7 separate regions of the Mus musculus genome follow, and regions 1, 2, 4, 5, 6 and 7 are each linked to region 3. Evidence: chromatin loops called from intact Hi-C (ENCODE). Cell type or tissue: heart. All regions are shown on one strand.

What was found. Hi-C counts contacts between places; a loop is a spot of excess contacts. Peaks named below come from ENCODE experiments on the same cell type or tissue, not always from the same donor. Only the 100,000 strongest peaks of a DNase experiment are listed, where the experiment ranks them.
Region 1: it touches region 3 in a loop (6-fold over the local background); 30 of 42 quality-filtered maps call a loop at or near these places.
Region 2: a loop joins it to region 3, with 12 times the contacts of the local background. A loop is called at or near these places in 10 of 42 quality-filtered maps.
Region 4: it touches region 3 in a loop (7-fold over the local background); 32 of 42 quality-filtered maps call a loop at or near these places.
Region 5: it touches region 3 in a loop (9-fold over the local background); 8 of 42 quality-filtered maps call a loop at or near these places.
Region 6: a loop joins it to region 3, with 2.1 times the contacts of the local background. A loop is called at or near these places in 2 of 42 quality-filtered maps.
Region 7: it touches region 3 in a loop (9-fold over the local background); 17 of 42 quality-filtered maps call a loop at or near these places.

The regions. Positions count from the first base shown.
Region 1 is chrX:140,501,847-140,505,846 of GRCm38, reverse strand. No RefSeq gene overlaps it. Among named protein-coding and RNA genes, the nearest start is that of Gm39538, 31 kb to the left of the region's middle. In heart, a CTCF peak has its summit at 1,805 (motif pointing left); a DNase peak (open chromatin) is centred at 1,706.
Region 2 is chrX:140,720,314-140,724,313 of GRCm38, reverse strand. The region is part of intron 3 of Mid2 (midline 2); the gene reads right to left. Among named protein-coding and RNA genes, the nearest start is that of Gm23199, 43 kb to the right of the region's middle. In heart, a CTCF peak has its summit at 1,703 (motif pointing right); no DNase peak of the experiment used is centred here.
Region 3 is chrX:140,598,969-140,602,968 of GRCm38, reverse strand. It overlaps Tsc22d3 (TSC22 domain family, member 3), which reads left to right and starts at 2,447. Exons shown (of 4, transcript NM_001077364.1): 1 at 2,447-2,532. In heart, CTCF peaks have their summits at 2,026 (motif pointing right) and 3,610; DNase peaks (open chromatin) are centred at 2,048, 2,688, 2,908 and 3,838; H3K4me3 peaks cover 1,945 bases; H3K27ac peaks cover 1,206 bases; H3K27me3 peaks cover 2,163 bases.
Region 4 is chrX:140,490,137-140,494,136 of GRCm38, reverse strand. No RefSeq gene overlaps it. Among named protein-coding and RNA genes, the nearest start is that of Prps1, 36 kb to the right of the region's middle. In heart, a CTCF peak has its summit at 2,126 (motif pointing left); a DNase peak (open chromatin) is centred at 2,116; H3K27me3 peaks cover 233 bases.
Region 5 is chrX:140,477,059-140,481,058 of GRCm38, reverse strand. No RefSeq gene overlaps it. Among named protein-coding and RNA genes, the nearest start is that of Prps1, 22 kb to the right of the region's middle. In heart, a CTCF peak has its summit at 1,672 (motif pointing left); a DNase peak (open chromatin) is centred at 1,688.
Region 6 is chrX:140,663,285-140,667,284 of GRCm38, reverse strand. It overlaps Mid2 (midline 2), which reads right to left and starts at 2,329. Exons shown (of 10, transcript NM_001358366.1): 1 at 2,007-2,329. The coding sequence starts at 2,010. In heart, no CTCF peak of the experiment used is centred here; DNase peaks (open chromatin) are centred at 2,134 and 2,444; H3K4me3 peaks cover 2,891 bases; H3K27ac peaks cover 2,222 bases; H3K27me3 peaks cover 1,940 bases.
Region 7 is chrX:140,542,892-140,546,891 of GRCm38, reverse strand. All of the region lies in intron 2 of Tsc22d3 (TSC22 domain family, member 3), which reads left to right. Among named protein-coding and RNA genes, the nearest start is that of Gm39538, 10 kb to the right of the region's middle. In heart, CTCF peaks have their summits at 2,053 (motif pointing right) and 3,443 (motif pointing left); a DNase peak (open chromatin) is centred at 3,691; H3K4me3 peaks cover 845 bases; H3K27ac peaks cover 906 bases.

The sequences.
Region 1 (4,000 bases), 97 kb after region 3:
CCTTGTTACTGTACAGCTGGCACCTAAGGCTGAAAGGTGGAGCCACACCTCCCCCCTCCCCCAAGGTGTTCCTTGAGTCAAAGGTCAAGTGTGCCAAAAGCTCCCAGGTGTTGGCTCTTTCCCTCCCTTCTCCTGCTTTCTTGCACGACTCCGACTCCCTGAGATACAGGGTGTGGCTCAAGGGCGAGGGTGCCAGGCTGCCATTGTCCCACAAGTTCCCAAACACGATTTCCCTTTCTGGGCCGGTTTTCAGTTTCTCCACGTTCCTCGGCTAGGTTTCTGGCCTGCATGCTTCCACAGTTATTTCCCTGTTATGACCTACTGGAGCTTTTAATCATTATGACGATTTTGCCGCTTTATGGGGGCATTCCTAGCTAACATATTTCACACTGTGGTTGGCACTTCACATTATCTTTTATAAACTGCACAATTCTTAGATTCAAAAAAGACATTCATTTTATGCGTGTGGGTGATGTGCCTGTATGAGTGTATATGTACTGTGTGTATGCCTATTACCCATGGAGGCTAGGAGAGGGTCCTAAGGATGCAGGGGCCCTTACATCCCCTAGAATTGGAGTTATCTTTGGTTGTAAACTACCATGCAGGTGCTGGGAATTGAACCAGGGTCCTCTGAAAGAGCAACAAACGTGCTGAACTGCTGAGCCATCTGCTCAGCCCTTAGATTTTTTTTTTCTTATTTGAAACAGGGTCTTATGGAGCCTGGACTAAGCCACAAAACCCCTGTGTATTTAATAACCCTGACCTGATCCTCCTCCCAAGTCCTGGGATTGCAGGCGCGCACCCCCATACCCAATTTATGTGGTGCTATAGAGTGAATGCAGAACGTGTTGTATGCTAGGCAAACACTCGGCCAACTGAGCTACGTTTGCAGCTTCTAGTGTTTGATTTGTTTGGTTTTTGTTTCTCTTGAGATAAGGTCTTACCTATTCCATACTGACCTTGAACTCACTATGTAGCTCAAAATGACTTTGAAATTCTGATCCTCCTGCCTCTACCTACCAAGTGCTGGGATTATTTCTTCACACCACCATGTCCAGTTTAGATTGTGTAGGGACTGAACCCTGCACTTTGTGCATCCTAGGGAAACTACCAACCGAGTCACACCCATAGCCCTTCTTTTAGATTTGTGACTCCAAATTGTGCTGTGTAGAATTTTGCTATGTAGCCCATTCTAACTCCTGGCAATCCTTCTGCCTGGCCTCCTGACCACTGTGATTGTGGGCTGGGGTCATGGGCCAGCTTATAAAACAATTTTGAGATAGCAGGAATTTTGAATTCCTCCGACGGGAACTGTTATTAACCCCATTTTGCAGACAAGGAAACAGAGAGATAGAGGAATACAGAATCCAAGACCATTCACTCAAAATCCCTATGTATTTAATAACCCTGGCCCGATTCTCCTCCCAAGTAGACTTCTGCCTCCTATGGTAGAATCAGGATTTGAACGTGTCTGCTGCTCAAGTACACGACCTTTTCTTCAGTTCTGGACTGCCTTCCTCCTCCCTTCAGGCCAACCTCTTTGCAGTGTTCAGTGGGGGAATACAAGGCCTCAGAGAGAAGAGCACTCACTAGAGAGAAGCTAGAAGTAAATTTGCTTTTTTACAGGGATTCCCCAGGACTCCCTGGGAGCTTGGCCACGCCCAACAATTTTAGCTCAACTGACTAGCTTTACTAAGTTGCAGGCACAGGGCACACAGTGAGGGGGTGGGGTAAGGAAGAGGTTGGGGGCGGGGGAGCGCTCACGGTTCCGGAGCTCTCTTGCGCCCTCTTCAGGTAATTTCTGCTTATTGCCGTTTTTAGCCAAGTCACAAGTTTCTTGCCATCTAATGGTGTCATCTAATGGCTGTCCTGGAATTTGCTATGTAGACCAGGCTGGCCTTGAATTCAAAGCATTAGAGAGATCTTGCCTCTGCTTCCTGAGAGCAGGGATTAAGAATATGCACCACGCCGAGCAGTGGTGGCGCACGCCTTTGATCCCAGCACTTGGGAGGCAGAGGCGGGTGGATTTCTGAGTTCGAAGCCAGTCTGGTCTACAGAGTGAGTTCCAGGACAGCCAGGGCTACACAGAGAAACCCTGTCTCAAAAACAAAACAAAACAAACAAACAAACAAATAAACAAAAAGAATATGCACCACCACCATGGCCAGGTGATGTGCATAGGTTTAAAGGCAAATGCTATGCCAAATTTATAAGACTTGAGCATCCTCAGGTGTAGTCCCACAGTCATGCCACCATTACCACCATCCATCATTAGGATGCATCTTACAAAACTAAAAGTATGTATTCTAAAGAATATTTTCCCATAGCCCTCCCCAGCCCCTGTAACTACTACTGTATGCTCTGTCTCTACGGATTTGACAACTCTAGATATCATGTATTACTGGATTCATGCAGTAGTTTTCCTTTGGTGTCTGGCATATTTTACATAGCATAGTCTGCATGGCTCATTTATGTTGTTCATATGTCAAAACTTCCTTGCTTTTAAAGGCTGAGTGATATGCCATTGCATGGTAATACTGTGTGCAGTTTGCCCTTCCATCTATTATTGGTGACCTTTTTGTCACTCTGAGGCTGTTGTGAAAAGCGCTGGTGTACGAGTCTATGTCCAAGTGTCTGATTTCAATTGTTTCAGGTTTAGCCCTAGGAATGTAATGGCGGAGCCACTGAAACCCCCCTAGAGGCTTGGTCTTCACAGTTTTCTACTTAAACTTGGCCTTACCTTCATTTGTCTGGCAGCACTTCTACACAGAGCGCCTCCCTTTGTCCTATCCTTTCACTTTCCATTGCCAGTGATCCCCAGAATCAACCAGCCAGGGAGTATTTCCGGGCTTCACCATTCATGTTTCTGCTGTGTGTATTCTGGTCACATCCTCTCCCCTGGAAGATGGTGTCATACCTGGTTGCTGTCGTTGTTGGTTCTCCAATGGGAGACAGTGTGCTGCAATCATGGGGCACATGAACTCTAGCTAAACTATCAGGACACGCCCCCCATCCCCACCCCAGTCCCTGGATCCTGCTTCCCTTTTTGTGTATGGCCAGGCAAGTCCACATGATTTGGTCAGGACTCAGTTTCTCCGTTGGTAAAATGAGAATGATAATCAAGGCACCTAGCCTAAGCAGCTGTGAGGACTAAATGACAAGCATGGGGACATCAGTGAAGGGTCTGGTGCAGAACAAACTGTAAAGAAATGGGAACGGATATCTATCTATCTGTAAGTTCTGCTTGATGTCTGACGAAACTCATGAAGGTGATCCCAGCAGCCATTTCAGTAGCTGTTCCAGGGGGAACTGAGGTTGAATATGTGACCTTATTTCTCTACTGCCCACCCTAGTACTGATGGCCTTCCTAGGACAACTCCTCTCCCACCGGGGAGCGAAACAGTTTGGTGAAGCTAGTGTAAACAGAACAAAGAACATATAGACTTTGGTCTGCTCCCGCGTGCAGCCAGTACACTGCAGTACAATATAGTTGCATTCCATAACTTGGTGGTACTGTTGGGTTCCCATTAAGGGCCAAACTTGACTCTAGAAAGCTGCCTGCAGCAGCTGGCTCTGAGAAACCTCCCTTTCCACTCAGGAACCTGTCACAGAGGGGGTACATTGTTTATGCTAGGAAACAAGAAACTAGACACAGCGTATTTCGTGCTTATCTTTACAGATAGCCATATCTAGTTCGTGTGTCCTGTTGGTTACAATGCCATATTAATAGTGTCTATTAATAGTGTCAAGACCATCTTGCTTCAGTCTTACTGGGCTATTCTCCAAGCATTGATTGGGCACCTGTTACGAACTAGGCTCTGTGAGACACAGAGATAAGCAAAATAAGATGGCTGCCCTTGAGGCATCCAGATGAAGATAATGAGATAGTCTGCAGGCTCCACCCCCACCCCCACTTCCACCCCCATTCCCCAGTGCCCACAAATCCTCCTGGAGGAGTCAAGGAAGACTTTCAAGGCTTGTTTTGGCTTTTATGGTCATG
Region 2 (4,000 bases), 120 kb before region 3:
TTGATACAAGCTGAATGGATCACAGAGGCATTATAAGTGACACAGAAAATCATAATTATTTTGAATACTATATGATTCTACTTACAAAACATTACAGAAATGACAAAATTATAATGATGAACAGACCAGTGGCTATAAGGAAGACAGATGTGACTATACTACAAATTGGTAGCACATGGGGTTCAACAAACAACTCAGTGGTTAAGAGCACTGGCTGCTCTTGCAGGTTTAGTTTCCACCATGCACATCCAATGATTCACAACCATCTGTAATGTCGGGTCTAGGGGTTCCAACAGTCTCTTCTGGTCTCTGTGAGCACCAGACATGCAGTCTGTGCACAGATATGAATGCAGGCAAAACATCATACACATAAAGTAGAAATAAATACCTAAATCTAATTTTTAAAAGGAGGTAGCACATGTGATTTTGAAGGGGAGATAACAAAATGACTTAATTCCAGTAGTGATCATGAGAATACATATACATGACAAAATATACGCCTCCTCCCAAGTCAAAATGTAAACAAACAAAAAAGGAAACTCTCTAGAGTTCCTATAAGCTTTTAGGCATGCCTAGGGAGACATTTCTGTAGTTTTCTGAAACTCTAACAATTACAAATGTCTGGTAAAATAGTTGAATCCAATATAATCTCAATCTCTTCCTCTGTGTCTCTCGTTCTATGCCTCTCCCTCCACACATATATCATTCTGCATCCTTCATTATTTTTATACCAGTCATAATTCTTAATAAGAATATGTTTTAAAAATGTTTGCCAGGCAGTGGTGGTGCACGCCTTTAATCCCAGCACTTGGGAGGCAGAGGCAGGTGGATTTCTGAGTTTGAGTCCAGCCTGCTCTACAGAGTGAGCCCAGGACAGCCAGGGCTACACAGAGAAACCCTGTCTCAAAAAACAAAAACAAACAAAAAAATTGTGCCTCTTAACTTGGATGCAAGCTCCTTAATGGTGGGGCCATTGTTTTGCTCACAACTGAATCCACAACATGTAGCCTAGTGCCTGACATACTGTAGGTAAAGCTACAAGTATCAGTTGAATCAGTCAACGAATAAGAATGACTGTGTTGACTCTGAAGTCAAGATATAATGAACAAAGCCTATACAGATAGCTTTTCACATCTGTAAGTTCCGTACCTGTGGATTTAATCAACTTCATAATTGAAATATCTGAACAAATTGGCATCCGTATTGAATATGTACAGATATTTGGTCTTATTCCCAAGCAATTTAGTACAACAACTATTTATATAGCCGCTACACTGTGCTATTATAAGTAATCTGCAAATATTTAAAGTATATACAAGGATATAGTTAGATTATATGCAAATACTAAATCCTGCTATGCCAGGGACTTGAGCATCTGAGAATTTTGGTATCTGAGCCAATCCTCCATGGATACTGAAGGAGAACTGTGCCGTGTTACATTTTTTTCACTACATGAGACAAATAGCGCTTATATTTTCTTTTTACAAGATGGCTCAAAATTGTTTTCTTTGATCTGTTTTGTCATCTCAATATTGTTTGCTGAAATATGAAAAAACGGAGAAATGTCTAAATAACAACATAGGTTTTAGGAGACCACATATTTTAAAATACTTCCTTTCTTACTGTTGAAAGAAAAAATTACCTTACCAGGGTAACTGGTTCACCCTTCTGGGGCATTAAAAACTATACTTCGAAAACCTAGCCACCAGGGGGAGCTGTTTACTTAATCATCGTTTTCTTAACAGTGCTAGTACCAAGCCATGTGCTGGGTATAAAACAAAAGAAGCTTATATACCCCATTTTATTTATCTAGTTTTCAGTAGAGGGACATCTAGATTGTTTCCAGATTCTGGCAATTATGAATGAAGCCACTATGAACATAGTTAAGCAAGCGTCTTTACAGTAGAAGGGAGCATCCATTTGCTAGATGCCCAAAAGTAGTAGAGGTGGGTCTTGAGATAGATTCTCAATTTTCTACAGAACAACCATATTAATCCCATTTGTAAACCATACAAATCCCACTTGTATAGTGGCTATACAAGTTTGCACTCCCACCAGCAATGAGGAAATGTTTCCCTTGCTCTACGTCGTCGCCAGAACAAGATGTCACTTGTGTTATTTATGTTAGCTTCTCTGACAGGTTTAAGATGGAATCTCAAAGTAGTTTTGGTTTGCATTTCCCTGATGGCTAAGGACGTTGAACACTTCTTTAAGGGCTTCTCAGCCATTTGAGATTCCTCCATTGAGAATTCTCTGTTTAGATGTGTACCACATTTTTAAATTAGATTGTTTGGGGTTCCTTTTATGTCTAGTTTCTTGAGTTCTTTATATATTTTGGATATTGGCCTTCTATCAGATGTGGAGTTGGTTAAAAAAAAATTCTTTCTCCACATTTGCACAATGGAATATTACTCAGCAGTTTAAAAAATGACATGAAATTTGCAGGCAAATGGATGCAACTAGAAAAAAAAAATCATCCCGAGTGAGGTAACCCAGAAACACAAACATGGTACATATTCATTTATAAGTGGATATTGCCTATAAAGCAAAGGATAATTATATTGCGACCCACAGACACAAAGAGCTTAGGTAACAAGGAGGCTTATAGGGGAATGCATGGATCTCCCTGGGACAGGGAAACAGAATAGATTTTGCTGGTGGACTGGGGGATAGTATGGATGGAAAGAGGAAGGATCAAATTGGAAGAGATATGGAGGGATAAAGTATAGGGACAGATGACTGGAATTGGAGGGCATATGGGGGGGGGACATAGAAACCGAGTGAAGTGGAAACTGCCTGGAATCTATGAAGGGGACTCTAGTGAAGACTCCTAGTAATGGGGGATATGGAGCCTAAGCTTGAACTGGCCATCTTCTATAGCCAGGCGAGGCTTCCAAGTGGTGGGGTGGGACACCAATCCAGCCACAAAACCTTCCACCTACAATCTGTCCTGCCTACAAGATGTGCTGGGCAATAGTAGTGCAGAACTTGTAAGAGTGGCCAAACAAGTGACTGGTCTAATTCAAGGCCATTCCATTAGAGGAAACCCATGCTGGACAATGCCTGGATGATCAGGAACTGGAGGATTGGTAGCCCAGAAACCTAGGGTAAAACTGAACATGGCCAAAAAAAAAATTAGGAAATCATTCATAATGATATTCAGAGATCAGTGTCTAGCCCAATCATCATAAAAGAGGCTACCTCCAGCCACTGATGGGAACTGCTACAGAGACCCACAGCCAAACATTAGGCAGAGTGTCTAGGTTGGAAGTCTCCATCATGCCCCTCCCCCTAGAGCTCAGGGACCCCCACAGAAGATGGGGAGGCAGAATTGTGGTAGCCAGAAGGGTCAAAGACACTAAGAGAGCAAGGCCCAGAGAACTAATAAATGCGACTCATGGGGGTTGGGGTGGGGGTGGGGTATTCACAGAGACTGACATGGTAATTGCAGAGCCTGCATGCAATTGTGCTAGGTCCTCTGCACATATGTTATGGTTGTTGGCTTGGTGTTTTGGGGGAACTCCTGACAATGTGAATGGGGGTGTCTCTGGCTCTTTTGCTTTTATTTGGGATCCTTTTCCTCCTACTGAGTTGTCTCATCCAGCCTTGATGTGAGGGTTTGTGCCTAGTCTTATTGTAACTTATTGTGTATTTACAGTTGGTATCCCTGGGAGGCCTGTTCTTTCCTGAAGGAAAATAAATGTAGGAGTAATGGATCTAGGGGAGAAGGCAGGGGAGGGGGAGCTTGGAGGAGTAAGGATGATGGGAAGTTGCTGTAGGGGTGTACTGCACAAGAAAAGAATGAATACAATTACAGGATATCTTACTCTTAGAGTTTTGTCTGGTGGAGAGAAAAAAAATTAATACACAAAAGTGCAGAGGTGAAAGTATGATTGGCGTACTCTGGGCATAGGAAAGGGAAGAACCTAAACTAGGTAGAAGAAGGGCAAGGAAGATGGATGGAACATGGGTCATGGCTTTCCTGGGGAGGAAGAGTCTT
Region 3 (4,000 bases):
GCTGACTGTGGGCATCCACTTCTGTGTTTGCCAGGCTCATATGCCCAGTGCAGGGGAATGCCAGGGCCAGGAAGCAGGAGTGGGTGAGTTGGGAAGCAGGTCGGGGGTGGAGGGTGGGGGTGGGGAGGATATAGGGAGCTTTAGGGATAGCATTTGAAATGTAAATGAAGAAAATATCTAATAAAAATGCCTTCAAAAAAGATGTATCCATACTGTAATCCAAGCAAGGAGAATGTGTGGACTGTCCTTCCATTCCCAAGTAAAGCCTCCTCCACCTTCTCTAGCACATACTTTTGCCTGCCCACAAATCAGTAAGTGTCTACCTCTTACCACTTGTAGTGGTAAGCTTGGGTTTTATTTCTTGGACTTTTTAAAGGTGCTCAATTGGACCTAGAGCTTTTTTCATGTTAGCCACGTACTCCACCATTGAACTCTATCCTCAACCCTTAACACACATGCCTGTGCAGTCATACGACAGAGAGAATGACTCATGTACCTGTGATCCTCCTGCCTTAGTCTCCCAAAACCCTGGGGTTTCAGGCTCAGCTTGACGTGGAGTATGTTGTTTGTCTGTATGTCTCTTTTCCCAGCTAGATTAGGAGTTCGTGGCAGCAGCTTTGGAGTGTATCTTATTTTTCTCTGAATTTCCATTAACGCTGGACCTGGCACAGAACACGTGTACAGTAAATGGCTGTTGAATTACTCTAAGAAGTAGATGTGTTTCTTTTTTGCCCCACCCAAAAAGCCACCATCTTTGTCTGCTAGTGCCCCAGGCCCCTGCATTCTGAATCTATGCAAGACCATTTGCTTGGAATCTCTCCATCCACTACAGTGTATGACAGTAAAGCAAGGCTTCACAGAGGAGAGCCCAGGAGGCCCTGTCCAGTCAGCCTTCCCTCACGAGGTATGCAGTCTGTCAACACAGGCTGGACTTGTATGCACAGAAATGGCGGCTCTCTGAACTCTATCTCTGTACTATTTAGATTTTTCTGTGTCCCAACTTTATTTGCTCTTGATCAGTCTTGATATGTTGGGCAAATCTGTCCCGAATTATTAACAATACTTCTTGAGAGCAAGGACTACACAACAGGGAAATGTCAAGGGGACAAAAATCTTGAATTTAATGGTGCCAAATGTCAAGAAGAAAATACTTCCACCAGGGCCTCATCCCAAGGTTACACAAAGATAAGAGGGCTCAGGCAAACATAGAAGCAAAAGGTCTAGCTGTTCCCAAAACGCAAATAAACATTTATGGAACTAATATATTTTATTATAAGAGTTAACATAAAATAATTATAAACAAGAAGGAAAATAATAAACACTGTAATTAAAAAACAATTCAGAAGGCTATAAATCTACACAATGCAGATGAAATTTTATATTCTACTACCTCCTCTGGCTTTTATCCAAGAACATTTAAAAAAAAAGAAGAAGGAAATACAAGAAAAATGACGTGATGGGCTTTTAAGAGAAAAAAATAGAAGTTTCATAGTCTATGGGGATGTATATATACTCGGGTATAGTGCTTTACGCAATAGCCACAATCCTCTTTCATCCTGGGCCTTGGGATCCTCTCAGGAACTGGAGATACAGCACGATTTGGGGTCTCTAGCCACTATAGCACAGAGTACTGCCTTCCCCAGTTACCCATATTTTGGGCCTCATGTAACAGTTGCAAAGAGTGGGAAACAGGAATTAGTTGGCTGCACTTTGCTCCTAATTAATTTCAGGGGTGGCTTGAAGGCTCGTTTTATGTGGCTTGTGTTTTTTGAGACAATCTCACTGTTTAGTTCAGCCTGGCCTGACACAAACAAGCCTGCTTCCGCTTTGCGAGTAGCTGGGATCTTGGGGTGCGCTCTGCCACAGTAGTCTAGGAAATTTCAAACGTATTTAAGTCACATTTATCAGGGTTCAGGCAACTGGAACTTCAGCTTTCTTAAAACTGAGCAACTCTTGCCCCGGCTTGGAGTCCCAGTGGATTCTTCCACCAGGAGGCACCTGTAGTGTCCCGCTGAGCGGCGGAACCTTACACGGGAACAGAAAATAGTTCAGGTTTTGGGCAGAAGATGGCAGCATATACTGCTGTATTTCAAATGCCCTGGGTTCTTGAATGAAGCAAATGAAGGGGGCGGAGGGGGGTTGTAAAGGAGTAGGAATAAATAGAAATTTATTTGGGTTTTATATAAAAACCCCCTGAATATTGTGAACGGGTTTTCATTTGTCCAAGACTCAAAAACTGCTCAAATGCTCCGCATTCGACATGTTCTAAGTTCTGAGACATTCTAAAAAAGCTGTCTTACATGGTCACCTTGCGCGTCCCCGCAGCTCAGACAGCAGGGGCATCACCCCAGGGCACCAGGCTGGCCCCTATATGTGCCCTTTCACTATACCTCCGCCCCGGGTTTATTCTCCCAGATCCCTCCGCCGCCATTACGGGACAGACGCATCACTCCCCTTCTCACTCTGCGTGCGTGCGGGCTGCTGGGCAAGTCTCTCGAGGGGTCGACGGAGCCGGTTTACCTGAAGTGGCAGGTAGGGGGCTTTGGGACGCGAGGGGACAGCTTTCTGGGGTCGGGGCGCATGGAGAGAGCAGCCAAGCTGAGTGAGGAGAAAGAGGGGCGCTAAGGTGAGGTGCGGGGAGAGAAATCAAGGAGGGAAATAAGAGGGGAGGGGGTCAAGGCGCGAACGGAGAAATGGAGGCGAGGGCCGGCCAGAAATGGAGGGGCGCGGCGACACACGGGAAGGGGACAAGGTGGGGGAAAGTAAGGAGTGACCCGGCCCAACATGGGAAGAAACTTAGAAAAAGACGCCCGGTGCCCAAAATAGCGGGAAGAGCGGGAGACGCGCGGCGAGGGAGGAGAGGCAAGGCCCGGGGGAGCCCGCAGCGCGGACAGCGGGGGACCGGGAGTGATGGCGTCGAAGGGGACTCGGGGCTGAGACCCGGGGTGGGGAGCGAAACAGAGCTCAAGAGGAGGGGGCGGAGGTGACAAGTGAGGAGGAGCGGGCTCGGGCCGCTGGGGACTCGGTTCTTGGGAGTTTGGAGTTGGGGCATTTCTCAGGTGCTTGTGTTTTCTGGCACTTTCTGGGGGGTGGCGCCGCCGCCGCCACAGCCACCGCCGAGGCCTCGACACTTGGGTCTCTTGGCGCTTCCCAAAAAGAAAAAGAAAAAAAAGGAAAAAAAAAAAAAAAGAAAAGCCGGGCTGCATGGCGGGGCGGGCGGGCGGCGGTTTAAAGGGCCGCTCTCGGACGGCCGCCCGCTGACTCGGTGGCTCTCGACAGGGCCGCGAACGCCGGCGCTCCGGGGGACACCCCCCTCAGCGAGCGGTGGCGGTGGCGGCAGCGGCCCCGGCGGCGACCTTTGGCCCACTCGGGAGAGCCCTCGAGACCCCGTGCGGTGAGGGGGCGGGGGCGCTGCGTGAGTCTCAGGCGCGGTGGGGGCGGGGAGACGGGCGGACAGATAACTGCCGCCGGCCGGCCAGGGCCGGACAGGAGAGGAGCGAGCGGCTCCGCGGGGGACACCAGACGACAGCGGGAGGCGCGCGCTGCTGGACGTCCCGGCCATTCAGGCGGTGAGCGCCAAAGCCACCCAGCGCTGCTGAGGCGCGCGTCGCGGGGGAGCCGCTTGAGGCGGGCTCCTCAGGAGCACGGGCGTGCGAGTGAGCGGCCGGCGGGCGGGCGGGCGGTGTGGGGAGCGGAGGGAGGAGAACTCCGCGCGCCAGGGGGCCCCCTCAAGCTCCGGCCGGGGAGGCGGCGGCGAGTGGCAGAGGCGGCGGCGGCGGCGGCGGCGGCGGCAGCGCGTCCTCCGCCTGCCCCTCGGGGCTCATTTACATGCTGTCACGGCCCCGGCGCGGACTCCTGAGCTCGCGGCTAGCTCACACGCTCGCCCTTGGGCCACCGGCCGCGGCCGCCGGCGCCGCCACCGCTCGAGCCGCGGAACCCCGCGAGCCGGGAGAAGCGGGGCTGCCGCCGCCGAAGGGCGCGCGCGCTGCGGCTCTCTCTC
Region 4 (4,000 bases), 110 kb after region 3:
CTCAGAGAGGATGCTGTGGGATACAATGAACAACATCCTTGACAACATCCTTCCAATAGCGGCAGCAACAAGTTTCAAAGGACCTGTTTTTCCATAAGAGCCCTTAGGATCAGCCGCTGGTCAGTATCCCAATAAAACCAGGCCGTTAGAAACCAAAAATAGCATGTGAAGGTACAGAACAGGGAATCTAGTGGTCACATGGGCGAGAAAAGACAGTTATATATAGGCACATGCACACATACGATGTCTCTGGAAGAATACATTGGCAATAGAGGTTGCCTGGACGGAGAGGAAGTAGAGAACTAAGGCCTGGGACAGGAGAGAGAGACTTCCTTTTCACCCTATACCAGCTCATACTGCCTGGATTTCAGTAAGCATGGTTTATCTTTTTGTCAACAAGAGCATTGATTAATCGTTAAAATAATAATGGCATTGAAGGGTCAGAGGGTCAGAGGCATTTTGTCCCTGGGCTGCAGGCAGGGTGAAGATGTTCAAATATTAGCTTTGATGTTCAAACAAGAAAAGGAAGTGAGATGGGCTGTCATGCACGCCTCTGTTTTCAATGCTTAGGACTCCAAAGCAGGATGAATGTGAATTCAAAACCAGTCTGAACTGTGTGTGTGTGTGGGGGGGAAGGAGACAGGAGAGAGGGAGAGGGAGAGAGAGAGTAGAGGGAGGGAGGGAGGGAGAGAGAGGGGGAAGGGAAGGAGAGAGAGGACTCAGTGTCCCAGTGGTGTGGCTTGAATCTGTGATTATCTGAGACCCCACACTCAGAAGGATAAGGTAGGCTGATCAAACGTTCTGAAAGAAGATCTTGACAGAGATGAGAGAGAGGAAATTGTGATCAGAATACAGCATATAAATTTTCAATTGAAAAAAAATGTTCCAGGATAGTCTGGGGCTACAATAAGAAGGAAGAAAAACAATCTTTATTGCGCAACACTGGGCATGAAGGGGCTTTTAATAACTGCTGCTTTATCTCATTTGCTCCACATAGTAACCCTGCTAGGGACATTTACCACAGCAATCTTCCTTGGAGAAGACACAGAAGTTGAGCTGCTTTTTTTGTTGCTGTTCTTCCCATCATTGATTTTTAGGGTAGATGAGCAAGAGGGAGCAAAACACACATCTGCACAGCATTTGAAAAAGCAGCCATGAAGGTGGAGGCACCCAGGGACTCCCTACTTGGTGTTACCTCCAGAGAAACTTCTTTCCATTTCTTCACCGGGGCTTGGAGTGGTGACAGATCACTAGAGTTCAGGCTCGGGATCAGAATTTACTCAAAATTAGGAGAACCCAGCAAAACCAGGAGGTCCAGTGTTAAATGCATTTCAGAAAATAAACAACCAAACAAACAGCAAAGATAATGTTGGTATGGGTGTTACCTGGCCTTGCTACTTAAAAGCTACCTCCATACAAGGCCTTTGTCTAAAACATGGTGCGGGTGGAAGAACAGATCCTCGTTTCCTGACCAGAGTGGAAATCTTGGTTTGTCATTCCATCCATGCTGGCCTGGATAAGTTGGGGCCATTTTTCTCTGTTCTGCTTGGCTGCAGTGAAGCAGTTGTGTTGCAAGTGTTCTATTTTGCCAGGGCGCCTCTTTCCTGATCCTCTGCCTGGAGAAGCTGGATTCTACTCGACATTCTTCTGTTGGCATATCTGAAAACCTGTCTAGCACCCAAGACAAGATAGAGGAAGCAAAAGGAGAACCCGAGGTGCCCACATAGTCCCTAGTTAGTCTTCCGTTTTCTTCCTGTCTTTAAGAACATTACATTTAAAAATGCATAATGTTCAGTGTAGTTATCGGTAAGCTCTGTATCTTTATTTTCCAAACCTAGCGACCCTACCCAGGATTCCTATTACTAGCTGAGGTAAGAACATTTTGGGGACTTTAGAAGAATTTTCAGCCACAAAGAGGGGAACAATAAGAACGTTCTGTACAGCCCATTGTCCCTCCTTTTTTTTTTTTTTTTTTTTCCTAAACGGAATTGAGCTGACCAGTCAATTTTCTTGCCCAAGTTCTGTTAAAGTTTTACTGAGCTTTCAGAACCTTGGCTAACTTCCCTTTTCATGTATTTGCCAGTGACATTGAGTTTGTGCTAATGAGGCCCTCTGCTGTCTGCAGAGAGTAGGGCACTGCCATAAATCCCGAAGAGGGAGCACTTTCTTCCGTAGTAGAACAAGTTCATGAATTATGTCCAATTATTAGAGTAGCTGATTCCCAAAGCCAGGAGATTTCTAGAGCCCTGATGCTACTTAATTTCACAACACTCTTTTCTTCTTCTCACAGATGTTTGTAGTGACACAGTTTGAAAATAAACATTATTTCAAACTGCATTTTAGACATTAAGTGACAAGCTCTCCCCTTAATATCCAAATTAGGATCTGAAGACCACCTTGGCGGTCTCAGTGAAACATGGCTGGGTACAGTAATCAATACTGTTGGCCAAAAAGAGGAGACCACTCAGAGAACGAAAGCTAGGAAGACATGTAGCCCTGCTTGCCTGAACCTTTCTGGGACATTTCTTTTCAGCAAACCAAGATGAAAGTTGAATGTTCAATTTCAAGAGCAATGCAGGCCCCAATCTATTCGGAAGGACATGCTTTTCCTATCAGGAGCCTATTCTGATCCACTAAAGCCTGAATAGGAGCTGGAGGAAGGCAAGGGTAGCTGACCCTATCAAAGCTCAGAGGACCTGATAAGGACGCCAAGATACACTCATTCTTCCATACAAGTTTCCGCCCATCTTCTGCCAACCTCTGGAACACAGTTACCATTGATGTCGATTCCCCATTGTTCCTGAGTGGAGAGGACGGAAGGGAACTAACACTTACTTGGGAAGAGGACTCTTATCAGGTCCTCCACACAATGTTTTATCATTTACAGCAGTCATAGTAAACAGTATGGAATGACAAAATCCTCCATGGACTCTAGCCTGCTTCCATACTAGGTGCTTCACCTTAGTTGCATTTAACCCTTACAACCTTTGAAAGGTCCTCTTTTCCCACCTTGGGTTTCCGATCTTGAACCTGGACTTGCATAGCTAATACTTTTACCTGCTGAACTATCCCATCCTGCTTGCCTGCCCGTGTCATGTTTTTAACATGTGTCTACTGGTGTTTAACATGTTTGTAATGTTTATTTGTCATTCTTATATCATTTCTTACTGATGTTTCTTAGTGGGAGCTCTTATCTAAGTCTTGAGTTTTAGCTGGCTTTTTCTGACAGTTTTAGTAAGGGAAGCAGGGGATGGGGTATCACTTTAGTATTGCCCTTTAGGGAGAGACGTATAGATTTCCCATTTAGCCTCCACTGACAGCCACATTGGAAACTTCCTCCTTACTAGTGTGTGCAATGAGAGGTCCATGACTAGGTTTCCCATGACACCTCCCACTTCCTGAAGAGGAGGAGTGGGAGTTCCTTGCTGTTATTCCCCACATGGCCTCCATTGACTTAACAGAGTGGGGAATAACAAGTGAGGTACATCCCAGACGTTGTGGTTTTTAATGTCCAACTCAGTTTTATTCTGTGTGTGTGTTCTGTATACATGTATATACACATGAATATACTATTCTATCGCACTTTACCTTATTCTTTTGAGAAAGGATCTCTCACTGAACCTAGGGCTCATTGTTCTAGTTAGGCTGACTATCCACCTGGTTCTGCCTTCCAGTGCTCTGGATACTATGTGCTTTTTGTGGGTGGGGTTGAGGATCTGAATTCATTGCTTCATGCTTACACAGGAAGAACTCTTCTCATTGTGCAACCTCTCGAAGCCCCTTTAAAAATTGGCATACATTCTCTGTACACAGTAATGGGTTTTATAGACATTTATACAGACTCTTAAAATACAAAATTAAATAAAACAAAAACAACTAAAAGTGGGCTGGGCAGTGGTGGCGCATGCCTTTAATCCCAGTACTCAGGAGGGAGAGGAATTTGAGGCCAGCCTAGTCTAAACAGCAAGTTACAGGATAGCCAGGGTTAAACAGAAAAGGC
Region 5 (4,000 bases), 120 kb after region 3:
CCCCAAAGCCTCTGCATCTTCACAGAAGAGGGGGCAAGAAAGAGTCCCAGACACCAGTGGTGGGTGACTTCAAGGAAACAGTGCTTACAGACCCAGCAGGCAGATGCACATAGGAACTCAGTGCTTGTGACACTATGCATAGATGCCGCACAAGCTCAGACAAAATCTCAGCATAGTGTGTGTGTCGGGATGGGTGGCCCTGAAATCCTATTAGCATAGGAGTGGCTGGTATTTTATAACTGCTAGGGGAGGAAGGATCCAGTTTTCATGAATATTGTGACCCATGGTATATCAGTCACATTCCAGGACAGCCTCTACACAGAGGGCAATGCAGTGTTTGATGATGAACTCCAATTACTGGTAAATAACACATTGCTAACTCTAGCTCAACCACTAAAGATGTTTTAGGCACATTTCTTTAAGTTCAAGGCCAGCCTGTTCTACATACTGAGTTCCAAGCCAGCCCCATAGCAGCAGCAGTTTCTGTTGTTTGGCTTGGCTTTGTAGCCCTGGCTGTCCTGGAACTCCCATAGACTAAGCTCGTTTCGTACTCAAGAGATCTGCCTGCCTCTACTAACTCCCAAATGCTGGGACTAAAGGTGTACACTACCACTGGTCAGCACATTTCTTCAGTGTTGTAAATGATGATCTTGACCGTTTCCTGCCTTTACCTCCAAACTGTTAGGATTATAGGTGATTTCCCCGCCCCCCCCCCAGGGCCTTATGCAGGCTAGGTAAGTACTGTACCAACTTAACTGTATCCCCAGCCTAGAAGTTTTAAATAAGCAGAGTGCAGTTGTTCTTGTCACAAAGTGTCTATGAGATAATGGATATGTTTGTATTCTTATACTGTAAAATTCAAATATATACAAAATTATATTTAAAATTAAATTAAATTTTTATTTATTTTGTGTGGCAGGGCATATGCTATGGCCCATATGCCACAGCCAGAGGACAATTTATGAGCACGAAACAGCTTGGGAAGAGATACTTCTACCTGGTGAGTTAGCTATCTTGTTAGCCCTACAAGATCATTTAAAAATTTCATTTTGTTTTTGGGACAGGGTCTCACTATGTAGCTTTAAAAGTATTAGAACTTATTTAGACCAGACTAACTCAAGAAATCTGCACATATCTGCCCCCTGAGTGCTTGCATTAAAGGTCTGGGCTACCACAGCTGGCTTTAAAAAATAACTTTTAAAAAGAAAAAAATTAAGCCAGGCATGGTGGTACATAACTGTAATCCAAGCATGCTGGAACCAGAGAAAGAATTGCCAGTATTTGAGATCCTGCCTCAAAAAAGATGCCCCCACCCCAAGAAAAGCAAAGAGAAAGAATTTATAATAATGAAAAAAAACTATGAAAAGATAGACATATCTTAACATGATTCCATTGGGCATCATGCAAGTCGGGCGTGGTGGCACACACCTTTAATTGCAGCACTTGGGAGGCAGAGACAGGCGGGTTTCTGAGTTCAAGGCCAGGCTGGTTTACAGAGTGAGTTCCAGGACAGCCAGGGCTACACAGAAAAACCCTGTCTCGACCCCCCCCCCAAAAGAAAAAGACCCGGAGGGAGGGAGGGAGGGATGAATAGACATCTCAGCCATTCAGATTCTTGCTGCTCTGGGTAACCTGTAATTCCAACTCCAGGGGATCTGATGCCCCCTTGTGGCAGCCATGGGTATCTGCCTGTAAGTGTGCAAACCCACGTGCTCACACAGGTACACATAAATAACAAACATCTTAAGCCCTGGGTGGTGCCACGTGCCCTTAATCACAGTACTCAGGAAGCTGAGGCAGGCAGATCTCTGGGAGTTACAAGCCAGGCAGGACAGCCAGGGCTACAGAGAAACCCTGTCTCGGAAAAAAAAAAAAGCAAACAAACAAAACAAAACAAAAAAAAGAAAACAAACACAAAAGGGAGTTAGGATGTGGAGGCCAGTCGGCTATATAATGTCTCTTTAAAAATAAAAAAACCTTCAAAAAATTTTAAAGAGGAAATCATTAGCTGTAATCCATGTCATTAACTCCCCGATGTCTCAACAGTAGCCTCTCGTTACAGGGCAGCAGTATCCTGGAGCCGATGTCTATTTTGTGGTACCAGGTTGCAAGAAGCAATTGGGAGAAAACAGCAAAGTACTAATAGATAGATACAAGACTATCAATTCTTGGCTTGGAAGTGTGACAGGAAGTAATTTAAAGTGTGTGCCTGCCTGTTGCTGTGTTGTCTGTTTCTTCTCCCATTTGCAGTTACAAAAGGTCAGCACATAGATGACTAAGGTGACTTTCTTACCACAGATGATGCCCTCAAGAGGACTCCAAAGATGCATGACCCTCTTGTATCCAAACTTGAGGTCCTAATATGCATGGGTTGCAAAAACCCCGGGGTGGTGGTGGTCCTTTACAAAAGCAGAGGAAAAAGCCAGGGGTTGACTTTAGGAGGCCAATCAACTGAGGCTTCGGTAAATATGGAGACACAGACTACGAGTCCACTTCCCCTCAAGTAATGGGCTCTTCGCACAAAGCACTGTCTCCCAATGGTCTCTATCCTGAGCACTGGGCCTGAGTGTGAAGCTACCTTCTTCAGCCTTGCTAATACTGTGCGTGCAGCAGGGAGTACCTATCACTGGATTCTGCAGACCACTTCCTTACCAGGGAGGGGTAGGAAGGCAGGCCAATAAAGATAGTGCCTTTCCAAAACTCAATTCTTGGTATTTCGAAATAATCCTCAGTTTAAGAGTCATGCTACTAACTGACTCTAACACTTTTAGTAGGGAACACCGTTTTATTTTATTTTTTTTTATTTTTATTTTCTGAGATAGAAAAGATGGCTCAAATTCATGGCAGCTTTCCTGTCTCAGCCTCTCTAGACTAGGTACGCACTCTCACCCTTGTCTCCAGCAGAACACTTCGAGATCTGGAAAGAGTACTTGGGACTAGGAGCCCCCGGCCTTATCTTACAGAAGCACTGGCTTTGGGTACCTGTTCTCAGATCTCTGGGGATAAAGGTGAGGAGAGCGTAAAACAGAACCAGGTAAGGTCTCTCAGATCACAGGGAGTTTCCCATTAACTGCACCACTGGGGTGCTGCCTCCTGCTAAATAACTAGTTAAGAATCCACTGCCAAACTAGGGTAGTGGCTCATGCCTGTAACCTAGTACTGAGGAGGCGGGAGCAGCATTGCCACACAAATTAAGGCAAACCTGAGACACTGGTGTGTTCTAGGCTGATCTGGACTACAGACCCTGTTTCCAAAACCCTAAGAGGCTGGCCGGATGGCTCAGTCTCAATGCATGACCTTGATTCCCAGGACTCACATGGTAGAATACATTCATCAGCAAAGCATCGTTAGAAACAAAATAAGACTATAGATTCGCTGTAGGGAGCTGTACAGGATATGGGAACATACACACACACACACACACACACACACACACACGGACACACACACACACACACACTTAATCCCAGCACTCGAAGGGGCAGATCTCTCTCCCAGTTTATAACTAGCCTGTTCCTGGCCAGCCAGGGCTATAGTGAGACCTTGCCTCAAACATATGAGGGACTCCCCAAAACAGATGTGGCTGGTGGATATAGGCACTTGCTGAGGAGCCTGGCTTGAGTTAGATTCCTGAGCCCTACGTGGTAGAAAGACAATTTTCAAGTTGTTCTCTGACCTCCACAGGTACATGGTATCTCACACACCCATGTGCACATAGATAGAAAATGTAACCTTTTAAATTGTGTTGCATTGAGACATAATGCTATTGCATAATCCTGCCTAAGATATAAGGATCCTTTTTTCCAAGACAGGCACACTATATATGCTAACAGCCTATTATTACATCAGCTGTCTCTTACTTCACCTGATGGTCCCAAGGCACAATAGAGATCTGGGCAATTTTATTAGTGGAGCTGTAATTGCTCTTACCAGTGCCTAGTTTATAAATATCATAGGTATACTTGTGTAGTGAAAAATCGAGTTTATACATGGTTTTATA
Region 6 (4,000 bases), 64 kb before region 3:
ACTCCCCCCATGTAGACTAAAAAAATGGGTGAGGTTGAATATTCAAATGAGTCTGACTCACATTGTTAGGGTAAAGTGTAATCAATATGATTTATGACTCGACTTAAAATCATCACCATTACTTTCTATGCCTAATTGTATATATGTTTCCATTCAGTTGCATATACATTCATGAAACAAATTGACTTAAGATCTAAATTACAATGATAATTTGAATCTCAAGGGAACTAATAATGGCAAATTAGGGTTCCTGTAAATTAGTGTTCCCATTTATACCCAGTCAATCCAGTAACCCAATAAAGGATAAATGAAGTGCTTTCATTGAAGAGTATAATGCTGAGGTTTATAGAATCCTTTTATCTTCAAAGGACCAAGCCAATACTCACAATACCCAGTACACAATATTATGCCTTTTATGCAAGTGAAGCAACTGTGAAAGAGAGGTCATACAAATGTCTAAAGGCCTTAAAGCCAATGCAACGTCACATCTGGAATGAACTCTCTGATCTTCTTGGCTTCCAGGCTTGTGTTTCAACCACATGAAACGAGTTTTGTAAGGAACAATCACGAGAAATCTAATTCATATTATGAGTCTGTGTTAAGCTAATTGATTGAGCAGGAATATATAAAAATAGCAAAGATTGATTCTCCCTTGGGGCAGTGATGAGCAGAGAGGAGGAGGTTAAAAAAAGGTGGGGATGCTGGGATAGGAATCTAGGGTACAGCAAAAGCTCCCCAAGCAGAAGTGAGCAAGAATGTAAACTCTCCATTTAGCAACTCCATCTTCTATTGGAATAGTGTCAGAGATCTGATTCGATTTCAGAGAGGAAATGGAATGGGATTAAAGTCAACTCTTGTGGTCCAATTCGAGAATCAGATTAATTAATCCCCACACAATAGTTGTGTACTATTACAGTTTCCAATGTCTTGCTTCATAAATACTCCTCCTTAGAGACAGACACACAACTAATGCCATTCAGCAGCCCCACCCTCCAAAATCTTCAAAAAAAATCAAAGTGATTGAAAAGCAAGAAGCCGCATTGCACAGGTTGACAGAGAAAAGCTGAGAGTGCAGGAACTCTGGTGGGAGATGTGGGGGCTTGAATAGAGACAGTACCTAAGGAGTGTGGAAGAGTGGGGAAAGTGAAGAGTCCAACAATCCCTGGATCCTAATTTCCTCCTCTAAATCGAAATGCCTCCTAAATAAATAAATACTATGCTGCACGTGAAGTGCGAAACAACCCAAGCCAGCTCATAACCAGTAATGTTCCAGTAATTTTTATGAGCCCGGAATGGAAAAGGCTCCCCTGTCCCTGCTTCAGTCGCAGTGTGTCCTATGGACACACTCAAGTTTTTCCCTCTCCACCCCCCCCCCCCCCACGGGGCTGCTTTCACAGCTAGGCCAGAAATAAAGAACCACCCAGACAGAGACCTGAAGATCGTTTCCCCAGCAGGGAGGAAAAGGGGAGGGAGAATTAAGTTTCTCCCGGGGTTCCCGCTCGCAGGGTGTCCACAGAATCTCAGGCTGCTGCGCCAGCACCACTGAGCCAACCGCCGACCTCGGGGCGCCGCCCGGGCCGAGGACGCCGTGGATTTCGGGAGCGTGGGAAGGCGGCTGCGCCCTTTCCCAGACTTGCGCCTAGGCGCCACGAGAGCTGAGCCGCTCCACTGCTTTCTCCCTGCTCGGCCTGGCCAAGCGGGAGGCCTCGGGCCGGTCCCCAGCCTGGGATCTAGGAGTGCAAACTCCTTCCCAGGAGGGCAGCGGCAGGAGCTCGGGTCACAACAGTGTGACAGACAACCGGGGCCCTGCCATTGCCGCCAGGACCCCGTCTCCCCCCTCTTGCCGCCCCCCCCCCCAAGCCCAAGTGTCCTCGGCCAGTTCCAGCCCCGGCGGCACCTGAAGAGCAGCAGGAGCCAGCCAGGGCCAAGCCCGGCGCGGGCGGCGACACTAGCCACCCCACCACCACCACCATCCCCCCGGGCCTCGGCGAGGGGACGCGTTTTACCCATATTGTTCCCGGGTGCCAGCCATCTCCTACGCGCGCCGGGGAGCGCCGGGCGCTCGCCGGCCTCCGCAGCAAGCTGGCTCGGGCTCCCGTGCAAGCTCCCGGGCCGCTGTCGCTGCTGCCGCCGCCGCCGCCGCCACCACCACTCTAGGCCGCCGCCCGCCTTCGCCGCTGCGGCCGCCGCCGCCGCCGCGCAACAGCCGGGATCCGCCAGCCCGCGCGCCCCACGGGGGACAGCACGGAGACCGCGACGTTCCCGCGTCTAGGTCTCCCGGGCTAAACTTAAAGAGTTTTCGCCTCTCGGTCCAGAGGCAGCACCATGACACCACCGCAGCACCACACTGTCATTTCCGCCGCAGCAGAGGGAAAAAAAAGGCAATCCCTTCGAAAGGAGGGTGGAGTGGGGGCAAGCAGAGCCGAGGCTGACACCCTACGGGAGCACGGGGAGGGGCCGGGCAGAAGGGGCGCTGGGCCACCTTCCTAGGCTCACCTTCCGCCGCCCCCGCCACTCCCAACTCCCCGTGCCCCTCCTCTGGAGGCGCGCTTACATGTTTTCTCCCCTGGCAGGAGTGACCAGAGAAACCCGAGCAAGCAAAGGCAGTGGGTGGGTGGGGTTCAGATTACTACTGTACCTACCAGCTGATTCCAGCAGCCTTTTCTCCAGCACCCTGTCATCTTGATGGAAGACACAGGGAGAAGGGGCCTGAGCAGGCGCGCACGAGCGTGTGTGTGTGTGTGTGTGTGTGTGTGTGTGTGTGTGTGTGTGTGTTTGCGCGTCCACGACCGGGTGGTGTGTGTGAAGCGCAGAAGGAAGACTGTGGCCAAACTCTTCACCCACCTACCTCCCTTCTACATCCACAAACCCCCAGATGAGAGCAAGGAGAAGGCTGTTGCACTCGCCAATGAAAAGAGTGTGCCTGGATCCTCCTCACAGGTCCTACTGGTGAAGCTGTTGTATGCAAAGTTAACTAGAGAGTAAAACAAAAATAGTGGAGGAGACAGAGAAGGGCAGACAATTGAAGGAAACCCAACCCCTTTTTCTTTTGACAAAGGGAGAATGGCAATGTTCTATTGGACTTGGGCACAAGTTGTTCAGGTGGATTAAAGCCACTAAAAGTGTATGGGGTAAGGTTTCTTTTGCACCTTCAGATCCTTGACCAATACAAAAGGGTCACTGCCAAGAGGACAATGAGGCAGATGCTAGCCATCCAGAATACAATGTCCCTAATAAGATCCATTTGGAAGCCAGGAGCCTCCCATTGGTCTGGATACAGCCTGTCTTTTAACCTATCACTGGCTCAAAGACTACCACCTCCCCCCAACACACACACACACACACACACACACACACACACACACACACTTAAAAGGTAGATGAGAGAAGGAAGCCACCTCAGAGGATATTCTTTCTAGCTCCACTCAAAATGAGGAAGGAATAAAGCAATCCGAAACAGCCCCTCTCACATGGGCCTCCCATTACTGTGCTTGGGAACAAATCCAGAAAAAAAAATGAAGGTAGATGGGTGTGTCTTATCAGGGAACCAATAGCAGTCAGCCAACAGCACTGTTAAACAAACCTGCTAGAGAACACTGGAGTGGAAATGAAGGGAAAAACCCAACCACATTACCTAAAAGGAAGTACAGCACCAAGAGATGTAAAAGTTAATGTGTCATATCCAAAGCACAGACAACAAGAGCAAAACCAAACAAATGAGACTACATAGCACCAACACCTACACAGCAGAGTACACAACCGACACATTGGGAATGGGAGAAAATGTTTTAAAACCATATATGCATGATAAGGACTTACTGTCTAGAATATGTGTTTTAAAAGGGGCAGAGAACTTAAATGGGTATTTTTCAAAAATAGAAAAATAGCAGATAATAAGATATTTAATGTGACTAATCATCAGGAAAATGGGAAATAAAACAGTGGAGATGTGTTGTATTTGGTTAACAGGATTATACTGTATTCTTGGACAAGGTCAGAT
Region 7 (4,000 bases), 56 kb after region 3:
AACTTCCTGGTATAAGCTTGCTCCTTCCTTCCTTCCCTCCCTCCCTCCCTTCCTTCCTTCTCCTTTGACAAAGGTTTACTGTGTAGCTCTGACTTTGTACATCAGGCTGGCCTTGCACTCACAGAAACATTCCTGCCTCTGCTCCTGCCTCTTGAGATTAAAAGCATGTGCCACAATGCCCAGCAAAGCTTCTTTTTTTACCACATTTTAAAGGCTGGGTACAGAAAGAATAAGAAAAAATGGGTAGATTTAATTGAGGATGCCAGTAAGTGGGGGCCCAAACTTAGAGGTTTGATTAAATTGTAATTGTTATTACAAGACTACACACTTTATTTAGAATAGCCTGTGCTCTGGAACTATATATATTCGTTCTTTTCTAAAGTTCTTTGGGACAGTTTGAATATTTTTTAATATTTTCACCATCCCTAAATGTCAAAAAAGGTGACTATGCCTAAAACTTAAAGTTGGCCTTAGAACCTCTTGTATACCACCAATGTTTGCTAGCATCCTAGAGGCATTTTCTCTTCACCCTGTCTTCCTCCTTACCTGTATTTGACACCTCCAATTCATCCCTCTAACTTTGTGACTTCTCCTTTTTCAGTAAACCCTCTTTTTGATTCACAATTATCCAATAGCTGGTATAGTAGAAAATAAACTTAGTTTCTAGGTCAGTATATTTGGGCTGAAATGTAATTCACTATCTTGGACAGGGGAGCCAAACCCTCAATTTCTTCATTTGTAAATGGTAGTGACAGTGCCTGTAATGCAGGGTTTGTGGTACATCCATCACAATGTCAACCCATAGTTAGTATGTCATTGATGGAAACTATTACAGTCAGTGAGTTGCAAACTCAGCTTGGTTTTTTTTAATTGAAGTATAATTAATTAGTGAGCAATTAATTAATTATTATTCAATGCAACCTCGTGGGCAACCCCTATTTCCTCCTTTCTCTTTTTTTCCTCAAAGTACCTGAATTTCTCTGTCACTGTTTCCAAATGAGGGAATCTGCACCAAAATGATTGTTTTACTTTTGTCCTGTACACCATTTTTCTGGTGTTATTTTGCCTCTGCCTACCTGTCTTATCCCTCTCCCGCTGCCTTCCCACCATCTCCCTTGGAATTTTGAGGTGAGTAGCAGTAGTTTAAGAATAATTTAACAAAACAATAAAAAAATTAACTCAGAGATTCTCTCAGACCAAGAAAGCTCTAGGTGGCAGAGGGCAGATAATAGAGCAGGGAACTCTAAGAACAGCTAATCAGCTAATTTAAAAGTGGTTGGTTTGGTTGGTTTGGTAGGATTTTTTTTTCCAGACCTGTTTTTCTGCCTAGCCCTGGCTGGCTGTCCTGAAACTGTGTAGACCAGGCTGGCCTCAAACTCCAAGATCACTTTTTTTCCTCTTTCAGATAACACTCCCGACGACCTATAAATACTATCTCTACTTTGTTCTGCTTGCTGGATACCTCTTAGTTGCAAATACCAGGTTCAAAGAGCCTGAAGTTTAAAATGTCCAGAGGTTGGCATTATTTCCAGACTAAAATGGTCTGAAATGGGCTTATGCAAAAGGTTTGCTTGGAGAGTTTATTGTTCAGCTCTCTGCAACTGTAGTGAGAATTGAATATGTTACCATTAAAATCTGCTAGTTGAGCCTTATTTCATAGTTGAAAACAGTGACTGTTAAGTTATAATGCACTAAAAGCCAGGAAGAGGTCAAGGCCTGAAGATTGGGCTTGGCTGGGGCCTTGGCCAGGATGTCAGTACCAGGTACCTGTTTAAGAGAAATAACCTGAAGCAAATAATTACCTCCTTTGCTGATAAGAGGTCCCAGTACTTTTCCAATAACGTGATTGCACTAGAATATTTCATTGGACCATAACTTGTGGAGCACTGATTTATGGGTACTTACCTTAACATCATGCAAACTATTGTATATGTTGGTGGAACCTAATGTTCCTCTAGTTCTGGTTTGGTTGGTGTAAACAGTATTGGTTATTGCATCACTTATTCCTTTTTCTGCCCATGCTGTTTCTTACATTTGCCGTTCAGATTTTGTCCACCAGGTGGCCTTTCTTAGGAAGGAGCAGGAGGAAAGAACCTTTTAAGTCTTAGATGCCGCCTTCTTTTTCATTCCTTCCTTCCTTTCTTTTTTATGCCAAAAGAATGAAACTATATTTTAATGCAAATGTGTAATTTTTATTAGACAACAGTAACCTTGTTTCTTTACAGCATCGCTACTCTTAAATGGTATATGGATTTATTTTGGCAAAAATATTTTGCCATAATATATTTTGGCAAAATTTCCCCTTGGGATGGAGGTTCTCTTTGGATTCCCTGATCATTCATTATTTCATATTTTATAGGAATAATGAAACAAGTTGAAAGGAAACTAGAAAGTCTGAACATGTAGATGGAGCTGTTATCAGCACGTTGAGATTCCTGGGAGGCACGTCCCCTTGGTGTTAATACTTCAGGGTTCTCAGTTTGGGAACTCCTGGGGAAATCCTAAATCTTGCTTTCTTCTGGCTCCTGTTTACACGGTTACATTATCGCAGGAAAGGATTTTCCTGAGGCAGTTGATATGTCACTTTGCATTGTAGTTTTCTTTTCAGCTTGTTGTTTATTTTAAAAAGTAACAAAATTTTGCTTTTAAAAAATAGTGAAATCATGTTGCTATAGCCTATAATCCCAGTATTTAGAAGGCTTGTGATTAGAGGCCAGCCTGAGCTATGTAGACAGACCCTGTCTAGAAAGACATTAAGGGAGGAAAGAGGGAAAAGAGAGAAGGAAGGGCTGGAGAGGTAGCTCAGCGGCAAGAGCACTGGCTGTTCTCCAGAGGACTGGGTCGATTGTTGCGAGGTTGGCTCACAACCTTCTGTAACTCCAGAGAATCCAACAAGGCACTCATGTGGTACAGTCATTCATACCAGCAAAAGACCCATACACAAGAGATAAAAATAAATAGGGACAAGAGCTCTCAGGTAATGGTGTTGAATGTATTTTCTTGGCAGAGTAGGATAGAGAGAACAAAGAGAAAATGACTGGTATCTGTTGTCACTCCATTGTCAACTGTCAGCTTTCAATATCCTCTGTCATCCACCCACTGCTCCTATTATGTGTCCATCCTATATCTCATGCAGACCACCCATTATTCCCATAACTATACTTTTCAAGGAAGAAATAAACTGAGTGGGTTCTAAAATTTGGACCAGGCTCGGTAAGCATCCGGCTAGGTGAGGTGACAGCTGCGTTTCTCAGTGCGTGAATATGCAGATGGAAAGCCTGTTTCCAAGGAAAGAGATTGACTGAGGGGTTAGTTGGCTGGAGAAAGTGAAGAATGGTGGGAGTAGGCATTCAGAGTGACTGGAGAGCACTGCAGAGCCAGTTAGAGCATGCCGACTGGCACCCGAAGAACTTTTAAATGCAGTACCGCCCTCTGCTGAATGCTTTCTACCTCCTGTTAGAGCATTTCTTCTTTCTCTAGAAATCGGCTCCGGTTTGGGTTTTGCCAGCCTCCAAAGTCCTCTTTGGAAATGCCAATTGGCACAAGAAAGTGCTGAACTGTTTACAGTCCCTGACTAAGGTTCAGGGAGGGGATGTGGTTTAACTGGGCCACAAAGCCCAGTACAGGACTCATTTGCATGGCCCCTGACGCCATGTGACGCAGCTGGCTCCTCCTATATAAAGAAGCAGGAGCCGAAATTATCTCTGAGTCTGGGTTGGACTGGCTGCTGTGGAGTTTGTGACATACTAGGTGACACCCTTGGAGTCACTTCTCTTCAACTCCAGCTTAGAAGTGCCTGCCTGGCTCAGGGTCTGCACTGCAGCCTACTCCTTGCTTCAGGGCCTGACTGCAACGCCAAAGCCTATCCTATAGCGGCGCGCCAGCAGCCACTCAAACCAGCCACAGCTCCCCGGCAACCGAACCATGAACACCGAAATGTATCAGACCCCCATGGAGGTGGCGGTCTATCAGCTGCACAATTTCTCCATCTCCTTCTTTT